Regions from separate parts of the Homo sapiens genome. Here regions 1 and 3 are each linked to region 2. Evidence: chromatin contacts called from ENCODE Hi-C or POLR2A ChIA-PET data. All regions are on one chromosome and are shown on one strand. Each heading gives the region's core, a stretch centred on a gene start or an enhancer-like site at or near the end of the contact. The rest is flanking DNA. Distances are from core to core; before and after follow the strand shown.

Region 1 (3,939 bases), core at 208-2,707, 120 kb before region 2:
AATATCAATCCTTAGACCACTACCGAAACTTGATAAATTTTTCACCCCTTTATAACAGAATTATAAAAATAAGAAAGATGTAATAATCATTCCATTAAGCTAAATATTCAATTAAAAGGGTTGTCCTTTTTTTCTCTCTCTCAGGGGGAAAAAAAAACAACACTTTCTCGTTCGCTTTTGGAGCTTCCATACACAAGCTCTTTGGAAGTTATTGCCCTTTAGAGGTAAGAGGACGCCAAACATAGATGCAATTTTTTAAAATATTAGCAAAAGAAAAAGCTGGCAACCATGCATTGTCTTTATTTATTTATTCGGGCTGTTAGATATAAGTTCTAAATTTCTCTTCAAAGAATCAATATGTCAGTATGTTCAATTCTTTGCCTTCTACTTTTAAACTTAACTTCCTCGTAAAGCAACCTTTTTCGATTATCTACTCCACCCTGACTCATTCCGATCACCTGCTCCACCCTGACTTATTCAGATTACCTGCTACCTGCTGCTCTCTGACTCATTCTCCGCCCTGCATAACCATTTTTTTTCCCCGCCAAACCACTCACCCCGTTACTCTCTTTAAATTAACCAATCGGAATTAGTTTAGCCTGTGCGGTCTAACCCTAGCCAATAGGGGAAGGACACAGCAGCAGGGGCCACGTGCGACCGGGATAAGAACCCCTTCCCATCCCTTGTCCAAGTGTGCGCTCACCATTGCTCTGTCTGTAAGGGCACACCCTTCTATAGAAGTACCTTGCCTTGCTGAGAATTAAAAGAAAATTTTATATTCGAGTGCTATTTCTTTTGCGGCACCGAAACTTTATATATAACAGGGATTTTATTGGCTTTTTTGCTTGCTAGTTTGATAGTTCTCTCGTTTTGCTTAATAATTCATAAAAATCTTGATCCAGGTGAGGTGTGGAAAAAATTTAAAATGTTAAAATCTTGGGAGCCCTGCAATTCGGTTTGCAAGCTGCAGGTGCCCCTTTGTCCACCAGATGGCAGGGCAGCTCTGCAGGTAACTTCTGGCGCCGTCTGCTGCTGCCTCCGCCTCTGCCTCTGCCCTGGGAAAGCAGCGCCAGTTCATCTTTCAAAGAATACGTCCCTTCTTGTCTTTAGGGTTTTTCCCCCAAAGAATATTTTCAGCAGAAGTATTTTACATCTCAGTCTAGAGATGAACTTCCCCAAGAGTGTTGTGTGTAGGCTTGCCGGTTTTTTTTTAAATTATTATTATTCACTATAAATCTTTATTAATAAAGATTTAACAAGGACCTAACCCAGCAGTTCAGAGGTACAGAAAGTCAATGTGTGGAAAGAAGACGGAACTGATCGGAAATGTTTATTCCTCTCCTAAATCACCACTGACAACGACAACCACACACACACACACACACACACACACACACACACACACACACAGCTGACGCTCAGAATGCGTAGGGACAGAGACACAGGGAGCAGGACAGGAAGCAAAGGGTAGTTATATATGGCCGAGAGGAACATGGTTCCTTAGTAAGTCTGGAAAATACAGTATTGCCACTCAGGAAAAACAAAGAGGCGCGCCATACTGCCACCCAGTGGTGTGAACTGTTTCTTTCCAGACTTAATGCAAACAAAACCCTTCTTTTTATGCTTCTGATGGTGGCTGAGATCTTCCTCTCAAAGAACTACATTACACAGTACTGCTTGCTCCTACCAGTACCTGACACGGGTGTCAGGCCCAACCACGTGCTCGGTGTATTCATAGACCTTAGTCACGGAAGCACAGTCTTGTCCGGATGCACAGCATGTGAGCACTTGCTCTCCAAACTTACCATCTTCCAGCTCCGGTTAATACAGCAGACCATTCATGCGTCTAGGAACCAAAGAATTACCCTAGGGCCCTGCTATTATTTGGGCAAGAGACTCATAATGACCTTACTTGACTGGCTGCATAAAAAGTCCCAAATCTTCCTGCCATTCCTTTCTCGTCTTGGCCTCTGGGCCGGGAGCACAAAGCCTAGGAAAGGACCCAGGGACAGAAAAAGGAAATATCGAGGTACTGTTTTCCCCCTACCTCCTCAGCTTGGCCTAAGGAAATTTTCAGAGTAACTGAGCTAAGCTCCAGCATCCTCTTCTCTTCTGATATGGTTAGACTTTGTGTCCCCAACCAAATCTCATCTTTTTTTTTTTCTTTTCAGCCACTCAGAGAGATATGTATAACCTCTCTCTTTTTTTTATTTTTATTTTACTTTAAGTTCTGGGATACATGTGCAGAACATGCAGGTTTGTTACATAGGTATACATGTGCCATGGTGGTTTGCTGCACCTATCAATCCATCATCTAGGTTTTAAGCCCCGCATGCATTAGGTATTTGTCCTAATGCTCTCCCTCCCCTTGCCCCCCACCTCCTGACAGCCATGGGTGTGTGATGTTCCCCTCCTTGTGTCCATGTATTCTCATTGTTCAGCTCCCACGTATGAGTCAGAAGATGCCCTGTTTGGTTTTCTGTTCCTGTGTTAGTTTGCTGAGAATGATGGTTTCCAGCTTCATTCATGCCCCTGCAAAGGATATGAACTCATTCTTTTTTAAGGCTGTATAGTATTCCATGGTATATATGTGCCACATTTTCTTTATCCAGTCTATCATTGATGGACATTTGGGTTGGTTCCAAGTCTTTGCTATTGCAAATAGTGCTGCAATAAACATACATGTGCATGTGTCTTTATAGTAGAATGATATATAATCCTTTGGGTATATACCCAGTAGTGGGATTGCTGGATCAAAGGGTATTCCTTGTTCCAGACCCTTGAGGAATTGCCACACTGTCTTCCACAATGGTTGAACTAATTTACACTCCCACCAACAGTGTAAAAGCATTTTTGTATCTCCATATCCTCACCAGCATCTGTTGTTTTCTGACTTTTTAATGATCACCATTCTAACTGGCATGAGATGGTATCTCATTGTGGTTTTAATTTACATTTCTCAAATGACCAGTGATGATGAGCTTTTTTTCATATGTTCGTTGGCCGCATAAATGTCTTCTTTTGAGAATTGTCTATTTATATCTTTGCCCACTTTTTGATAGGGTTGTTTGTTTTTTTCTTGTAAATTTGTTTAAGTTCCTTGTAGATTCTGGATATTAGACCTTTGTCAGATGGATAGATTGCAAAAATTTTCTTCCATTCTCTAGGTTGCCTGTTCACTCTGATAATAGTTTCTTTTGCTGTACAGAAGGTCTTTAGTTATATTAGATCCCATATGTCAATTTTGGCTTCTGTTCCAATTGCTTTTGGTGTTTTTGTCATGAAGTCTTTGCCCATGCCTATGTCCTGAATGGTATTGCCTAGGTTTTCTTCTAGGGTTTTTATGGTTTTAGGTTTTACATTTTAGTCTTTAATCCATCTTGAGTTAACTTTTGTATAAGGTGTAAGGAAGGGGTCCAGTTTCAGTTTTCTGCATATAGCTAGCCAGTTTTCCCAGCACCATTTATTAAATAGGTGCTGGGAAAACACCTATTAAATTATTTCACCATTGCTTGTTTTTGTCAGGTTTGTCAAAGATCAGATGGTTGTAGATGTGTGGTGTTATTTCTGAGGCTTCTATTCTATTCCATTGATGTATATATCTGTTTTGGTACCAGTACCATGCTGTTTTGGTTACTATAGCCTTGTAGTATAGTTTGAAGTCAGGTAGGGTGATGCCTCCAGCTTTGTTCTTTTTGCTTAGGATTGTCTTGGCTATTTGGGCTCTTTTTTGGTTCCATATGAAATGTAAAGTAGTTTTTTCTAATTCTGTGAAAAAAAAAGTCAATGGTAGCTTGATGAGAATAGCAATGAATCTATAAATTACTTTGGGATGTATGGTAATTTTCATGATACTGATTCTTCTTATCCATGAGCATGGAATGGTTTTCCATTTGTTTGTGTCCTCTCTTATTTCTTTGAGCAGTGGTTTGTAGTTCT
Region 2 (3,760 bases), core at 827-3,326:
AGTGGTTAAAAAATGAAGTTTTCATTTAGAGCTACGGGTGGTAGTTTAGAACTGTTGGGAAGTTACTAAATAGTCACATTGAGCTTATGTTTCCACTCAGCCTGATAACCAAATAGTTTTTTTATTTTTTATTTTATTTTTATTTTTTGAGACAGAGTCTCATTCTGTTGCCCAGGCTGGAGTGTAGTGGTGCGATCGCTGCTCACTGTAGCTTCCGTCTCCCAGGTTTAAGCGAATCTCCTGCCTCAGCCACCTGAGTAGCTGGGATTATAGGTGCCCACCACCATGCCTGGATAATTTTTGTATTTTTAGTAGAGACGGGGTTTCACCATGTTGGCCAGACTGGTCTTGAACTCCTGACCTCAGGTGGTTTGCCCACCTTGGCCTCCCAAAGCGCTGGGATTACAGGCATGAGCTACTGCGCCCGGCCCCAAATAGTTTTTAATTTCTCGGTAATAAGCCGGCAGGATTTTAACCTTAATGAGGATTTCTTCAGGGCCCTACGTTTCTTTTTCTTTTTTCTTTTTGTTTTTGAGATGAAGACTCGTTCTGTCACCCAGGCTGGAGTGCAACCTCTGCCTCCCGGGTTCAAGCGATTCTCCTGCCTCAGCCTCCTGAGTAGCTTGGATTATAGGCACCTGCCACCATGCCCAGCTAATTTTTGCATTTTTAGTCGAGACAGGGTTTCACCATGTTGGCTAGGCTGGTCTCAAATGCCTGACCTCTGGTGATCCACCTGGTACTCCTAAAGTGCCAGGATTACAGGAGTGAGCCACTGCACCCAACCAATACTACATTTCTAAATCTGTATTTTCAAAGACTTTAGCTAAAGACTAGAATGTGTAAGTTGCACGTGTGTCCGAGCTATGCCCACCCTTTCCTGGGCCGTGTTTAGTACCGCAGCCACATCAGAGCAGAATTGCAGGTGGCTAATGGCCCCTGCCTTCCCATCTGTACAGAATACACGGAGAGCACCCCAGTTCTAGGGCAGGCCGGAGTCTGTTGACAGACATTTCTCCTTATCTTGTTTTCACATCAGCTGCAGCACGATTTCTGTTCAGAGCAAGCGTGGGTGGGGGTTCCTCCCGCCCTGCCCTGTGCTAGCTGTTAAAATAGGAGGGTGGTTTACCGTATTGTTTTTCAAGTAAAGATCAGGCCACCAGGAGTTGGTGACTCCAGTGGGTCACTGGCGGTGTTTGTTCATAGCAAAGAAAAGTCAGCCCAGCTCTTTTGGGGATACATCAGTAATCTACATAGCAGCCATTTGATTTTGAAGATTAGGGTTTGGGGGGGAAGTTTGAAGTTTTGTTTGACTGCTAAGAGGAATTAGATAGCTCTCAAAACATTTTTCAAACTCAAGTAATTGGACTCTCCAAACAACGGGAATGGTGGCATAACAGACCACTAACATTTCAATTGCGCTTTCCAATCGACAAAGTACTTTTACATATGTGATTATTCCCTTTATTACAGAAGAGAAAACTGAAGCTCAGAAATCCCAGCTATTCAGGGGGCTGAGGCATGATAATCGCTTGAACTGGGAGGTGGAGGTTGCAGTGAGCCGAGATCGCAACATTGCACTCCAGCATGGGCTACAAGAGCAAAACTACGTCTCAAATAAATAAATAAATAAAATCCCAGTATATGGTCTGCACACACTACACATTTATACCCACAACTTCAGATTAAAGTGAACATTAATGACCGTACTGAAGCAAATAGAGTTCCAGAGATTTCTAGTGACTGAGGGCGCTAGAATTCGAACCCAGATCCACTGCCTCCCACTTCTGGATCCTTTTTCCTCCACCATCCTCCCTCACACTTGTTTCCATCTTCTTGTCCAATGTGAATTGTTTATTTGCTGCTTCAGCATACAGCACCTCAGTACCTTGATAGTCAGGACTTAGGTTGGGCAGGATAGCCACATTAAATAAGCAAGGATTGAGTCATTGCGTTGCACCATAGATACATGGGTTTACAGCAACTTAGAATAAAGAAAAGAGGAAGCAGCTGCTGTGCTGGGAGCTTCATAGACCTGACACTGTCCAAGGGGGAGTATATTTATATACCTCCTCATTTAATTCTCAAACAGCCTCCGGAAACACATTCTCTCATTTTCATCTGACAGTTAAGAGCACTGGGGCGTGGCGATGTAAGGAAACTTGCCGAAAGTTGCATAACGAGTCAGTGATGGAGCCTGCATTTGAACCTAGATTTGTCTCATTCCAAAGCCAGCCCTGTCCAACCCGCACATTCTCTCAGTGAGGAAACCAGGGTGGTGGAATGACTGCTCTGGCAAATTAAGGGCAGAGCTGGGCTCAGCCACGTAGTCTCAGTGTTCTTGCCAGTATACCTGGCAGATCTCTTCTCTTAGAGTTGGAATTCTCCTCTGTCGTATTAGATGAAAAGTTGTCAACATTGCAGATGACCTCCTCTCCCCCTACCCATACCCCCATAGTCACGCCAAATTTTTGTTGCAATTCACACCAGGCATGGATTTCTATCTTCTGTTGCTCCCCACCTTCCAAAATCTTCCATGCCCCTCATCTAGGCTCTGGCAAAAGTTGTTCCCAAGTAACACTATGTGACCATTTGAATTTTACATTTTCTCCCCACCTTGCAACAAGGCAGGAGAGAATGGCTTTGGAACTATAGAAAATTAGGATGGTATAAGGCTAAAGAAGAGCAAGAAGATGGATGCATTATGTAATGAAAACTGCACTCACAGTATGGGAGAGCCTGGGGCATATGTTTGGTAAGGCAGGTGCCAGCTGTGAGGATACTAGAAACCAGGTGTGGGAGCATCCTGGGTGCCGTGTGTGGAGGCTCACTGAGTTGCTACAATGGTCAGAACCTAAAGCTAGTTCCCTAACTCCCAATGATCCCACAGCCCCCACATTCCATCCACCCGACACCCAGCACTCCCCATGCCTCTGGAAATCTATTTGCTTCAGTACGGTCATTAATGTTCACTTTAATCTGAAGTTGTGGTTATAAATGTGTAGTGTGTGCAGACCATATACTGGGATTTTATTTATTTATTTATTTGAGATGGAGTTTTGCTCTTGTAGCCCATGCTGGAGTGCAATGTTGCGATCTCGGCTCGCTGCAACATCCACCTCCCAGTTCAAGCGATTATCGTGCCTCAGCCCCCTGAATAGCTGGGGCTGCAGGTGCCCAGCACCACACCCAGCTAATTTTCGTATTTTTAGTAGAGACGGGGTTTCTCCATGTTGGCCAGGCTGGTCTCGAACTCCTGACCTCAGGTGATCCACCTGCCTTGGCCTCCCGAAGTGCTGGGATTCCAGGCGTGAGCCACTGCGCCCGGATTGGGATTATTTTTAAATCTTTTCGCCCCTGATGGAGGAGGGGCATGGGAGGGAACTGGTATCTATTAGGTGCCTGCTGTACCTAGGTTATTTTATTTAATCCTCATGGCAACACTCAGTGTCTTACAGATGGAAAAATGTGATCTTCATCTTAGAGAACTCACAACTCAGAGGAGTGTGGCACGTGGAGTCACCGAATTGAGTTTGAATCTTAGGAAGCTGCTATGTGTTCTTGGCATTTCCTGCAACCTCTATGCTATCTCTTCTTCTGTGAAATGCCTGTGGATAATATTATCCACCTTCCAAAATTATTGTGAGAAACACATCAGATGACTGATTTTTCTTTTTAAATCTTTCTTTCTTTCTTTCTCTTTCTTTCTTTCTCTTTCTTTCTTTCTTTCTTTCTTTCTTTCTTTCTTTCTTTCTTTTCT
Region 3 (3,704 bases), core at 652-3,151, 83 kb after region 2:
ACATTTATGGCGTATAACATGATGGTTGAATATATGTATGCATTGTGGAGTGCCTAAATCAAGCTAATTGTACATGCATTACCTCGCATGCTTATCAGGCATTTGTGGTGAGAACACTTAAACTCTACTCTCTTAGTAATTTTCAAGCATATAATATGTTATGATGAACTATAGTCACTGTGCTGTACAATAGGTCTCTTGAACTTATTTCTCCTAAGTGAAGTTTTACGTCCTTTGACCAATATCTCCCCAATCTCGCTCCCCTTTCTTGCTTTCGGCTCAACCAGTCCTGCAGCATTTTGGCTGGGTTCACGGGGGCCACTTCACAGCAAGGAAAGGAGGGAAGAGGTCATGTGTTCCCCACATTAATCCACCAGTTGGGTAATCTGTGTCTGAATAATTGGAAGTCTGCAGTTCCTCTCTCCCCACAGACAGGGGTAGTGGTTAAGTAATTGCATTATCAGCCTCCTCCAGTCTCTGGGGAGAGGATGCCAATGTTAAGTAGCAGCAGACTTCCATCTCCCCTTGTCTCTGAGTGAAGACTGCCTGTTTTCCCTGCCAGTGCGAGGACAGCAAGGTGGATGCCCTGGGGGAAGCCCTGCAGACCACGGTCAGTCGCTGGAAATGTAAGTTCTCGGCCCCGCTGCCCCTGGAGCTCTATACGTCGTCCAACTTCATCGGCCTCTTTGTAAAGGAAGACAGTGCGGAGGTCCTCAAGAAGTTTGCTGCTGACTTTGCTGCAGAGGCTGCATCCAAAACCGGTGAGCAAACAGCTGCCAGGCCAGCCCTGGGCCCTGTCAATCAAAGAGTTGGAAAGGAAAAAGGATAGGAAATAGTGGTAGAGGAGCAGGATGGGGTCAGGAGGTGGAGGACCCTGCAGGAATGGACGTGTGACAAAAAAACAGCCTTTTCCTGCAGCACCCCACGTCTTGCTCCCTTGTAAAAACGTTCAACCCCTCTTCTGCTGACCTGGAGAGACCGTCTAAGGCTTATTCCCTAACACCCAAGTTGAAGTTTCACAAATGACTTCCATACTGAACTAGAAATGTATTTCTTTGTAGCACCACCATCTCCTCCTAATTCAGAATTAAAGAAACATCCTTTCTCCCTCCCAAGCTCCCGCCCATGTAGGTGTTTATCTGGGTCTCATTGTTCACTCCATGACAATCCAGATCTTTTCTCAGTGGGTAGCAGAGGATAGAGAGAAGAGTGGAAGCACTTCGTATTATATCACAATAAAATCCACTGAACCAATACCCTTCAACTTGCTGAAAACCATTAGACAGGACCCCAAGCCCCAAGAGTCTGTCTAAAAATGTAACCCCTTCCAAATGTCTCCTGCTCTTCTCATGGGAGCTCTTAGTTCAGGACACCTGAGATTTCCTGTCAAAGGAATTAGCTTAAGGGGGTGCTCAAGGCAGGAGACACGATGGAGGTGAAAAGAGGGAGAAGTTTGCAAAGCTCTCCTGTCTGACTACAGGTGTGGACAAGCTCACTTAGCTCAATGACAGCAGGGAAACAGACAGACAATCTGGTGGGGGGAGAGCCTCTTGGCTCGCTCCAGCATGAAATCACAATTGGCAGGTACTTACTGGTCACCTACTATGAGGATTTCTCCTACATGAGGAGTGCTACAGGGAAGAGAACAAGAAGTGGTTTCTCCCGGCCAGGCCCTGTGTAACATCAGCTCTGAAAAGAGAAAGGGGTGGTTCTACCTTCACGGAAGGAAGGAAACTTGCCCTGGGACGATGTTGATCAGGACAATGGAGGAAAGGCCTGCAGGCGGGCGGGTGGCAGGAGCACAGGCAGGCAGGCATGAGATGGTGTGAGCAGAGGACAGTGGGGAGGCTGCCCTGACCAGAGTGGATGGTGCAGGATGCACAGTGGAAGCCGAGTGCTGAGTGCAAAGCTGGAGGAGACGTACAATTCCCCTACCCCTAATTTTAGGGAGTGCCAGAGAGGGGGAAGACCTGAGCAAGGCCGCAGTTTGCTCCTTAGCCTTTTGGCCTTTGGCCTATCCCTCACCTGCCATTGTTCCCTGCTGCTATTTTCATCACCATCTCAGGCCCTTTGTTCCATATTCCTCTTTACCAGAAAAGCACCACACAGGACTTGGGACCTATGAGTGGGATCGGGGCTCAGTATCACTGCAGGATCACAGTGCTCTCGGAAGGAACACAAGGACCTTAAGACCCCTCTGTACCTGGGGAGGGGTCCTCTTTAGACTTTGCAACCCCCACCCCCACCTCTTCCTCTCCCTCAGCGACGGGACTAGTCTCCGGGTCCTGACTTCAGTGAAGCCTGACATTTCATAGGAGCTTAATATTTCAGAGAAAGAGCATAACTGAGAGGCAAATTATTTCCTGCTCTTATCCCTCAATCTCAAGGAAATGGCTTTCTCTCATCCCACAGTAGTTATTGTCAGAACCACTAAATCCCCACAAGGACCAAAACTAATGTCAAAGCCGCAAAACCCAAATCCTTCACAAATGAGAAAAGCAAGCCTCAGCCAGGGCCGCACAGATTCTTGGAGTGCATACTGAGTGAGCAGCAGTCGAAGCCCCAGCTTTCCCTGTGGGACGCGGGTGGAGCCAATTCCTCTCCAAGATCCTGCTGTCATGAAGAACTTGGCCGGCTTCGTTTCTCTGCTGTTGTGTGGCCCCCTGGTGGGGATGTGGAGAACTGGATGACCCTGCGCAGCTTAGCTGGTCCCGCTCCTTATTACCCAGCATGGGAAGCCGGCCACCATGTCTTTGCCCTGGAACTTGGTATTCTCCAGTTGTTGGCAGGACCAGATATCATCAAGTAGATTTAGTGTCTTCCTCCATTTGAAGTGGTCAAGGGAGATTCATTCATGTGCATTTATTCATTTAACAAGTACTGAAAACCTGCATGATATGCTGAGTAAGGATACAGTGTAAGCGAGAGACAAAAACCTTGTTTCATGGGGCTTACACCAAAGAAAGGCAATGCAGTATAAAAGAAAAAGTACTTAAAACCGAAATGCTCAATTTCTAGTTCTATCTTGGGCCACTAATTCTCTGTGTGACTTGACCAAGTTCCTTAAATTCTCAAATTCCCTAATTTCTTCTAGTTGCAACTTCTTCATTATTCTAGTTTGTACAGTAGATGATTCTCCCTCATTGTAAATACAAAAGAGGCCAGGCATGGTGGTTCACACCTGTAGTCCCAGCTACTCAGGAAGCTGAGGTGGGAGCATCACTTGAGCCCAGGAGGTGGAGGCTGTGGTGAGCTATGATCATGCCACTTAACTCTAGCCTGGGCAACAGAGAAAGACCCTGTCTCAAAAAAAAAAAAAAGTACCAGAGAGAGAAAAAAAAGCCATTCCCTCCTATAGGTAGGGTTGTTTTGTTTTGTCTCTTGGGATATCTTAGAATAACAGTCTGTATACTTTAAACCAGTATGTCTCAACTAAGGGTGATTTTGTCTCCCAGGGTACATTTGGCAATGTCTGAGGTCATTTTCAATTGTTACAGCTTGGAGAGTGCTGCTGACGTCTTGTGGGTAGAGGCCAGGGATGCTGCGAAACACCCCATCATGCACAGGACAGCCACCCCCCCCAAAAAATAATTATTCAACCCAAAATGCTGTTGAGAGAAACCCTGCATTAAACTTTGAAAATATCCATCTTTTCCCCTCATTTCTCCATCAATCTCACCCAGAAGCTAAGACACGTGATTCCA

What was found. A loop is a pair of places that touch in the nucleus more often than their neighbours do. ChIA-PET counts read pairs that join two places held with the same protein, here RNA polymerase II (POLR2A). Pooled maps may share reads with other maps.
Region 1: a loop to region 2 is called in a map of CD4-positive, alpha-beta T cell, with 7 times the contacts of the local background. The contact joins two enhancer-like sites. A Hi-C loop is called at or near these places in 1 of 168 maps with a recorded cell type or tissue (CD4-positive, alpha-beta T cell) and 8 of 50 pooled maps. POLR2A ChIA-PET finds 5 or more read pairs at or near these places in 4 of 52 experiments (PC-9, Panc1, RWPE1 and 1 more).
Region 3: a loop to region 2 is called in a pooled map, with 4 times the contacts of the local background. The contact joins two enhancer-like sites. A Hi-C loop is called at or near these places in 1 of 168 maps with a recorded cell type or tissue (IMR-90) and 10 of 50 pooled maps. POLR2A ChIA-PET finds 5 or more read pairs at or near these places in 5 of 52 experiments (A673, CD4-positive, alpha-beta T cell, OCI-LY7 and 2 more).

What each region holds. Positions count from the first base shown.
Region 1 is chr11:122,579,679-122,583,617 of GRCh38, forward strand. No RefSeq gene overlaps it. Among named protein-coding and RNA genes, the nearest start is that of TRK-TTT2-1, 22 kb to the left of the region's middle. Within about 2 kb of position 1,458, at least 35 of the 41 ENCODE cell types and tissues checked have a DNase peak (open chromatin) inside an H3K27ac peak, as active enhancers do; they include CD4-positive, alpha-beta T cell and PC-9, where a contact is called at or near this core.
Region 2 is chr11:122,695,820-122,699,579 of GRCh38, forward strand. The region is part of intron 1 of UBASH3B (ubiquitin associated and SH3 domain containing B); the gene reads left to right. Among named protein-coding and RNA genes, the nearest start is that of UBASH3B, 42 kb to the left of the region's middle. Within about 2 kb of position 2,077, at least 8 of the 41 ENCODE cell types and tissues checked have a DNase peak (open chromatin) inside an H3K27ac peak, as active enhancers do; they include CD4-positive, alpha-beta T cell and PC-9, where a contact is called at or near this core.
Region 3 is chr11:122,778,935-122,782,638 of GRCh38, forward strand. UBASH3B (ubiquitin associated and SH3 domain containing B) reads left to right here. Exons shown (of 14, transcript NM_032873.5): 4 at 563-761. Among named protein-coding and RNA genes, the nearest start is that of CRTAM, 58 kb to the right of the region's middle. Within about 2 kb of position 1,902, at least 4 of the 41 ENCODE cell types and tissues checked have a DNase peak (open chromatin) inside an H3K27ac peak, as active enhancers do.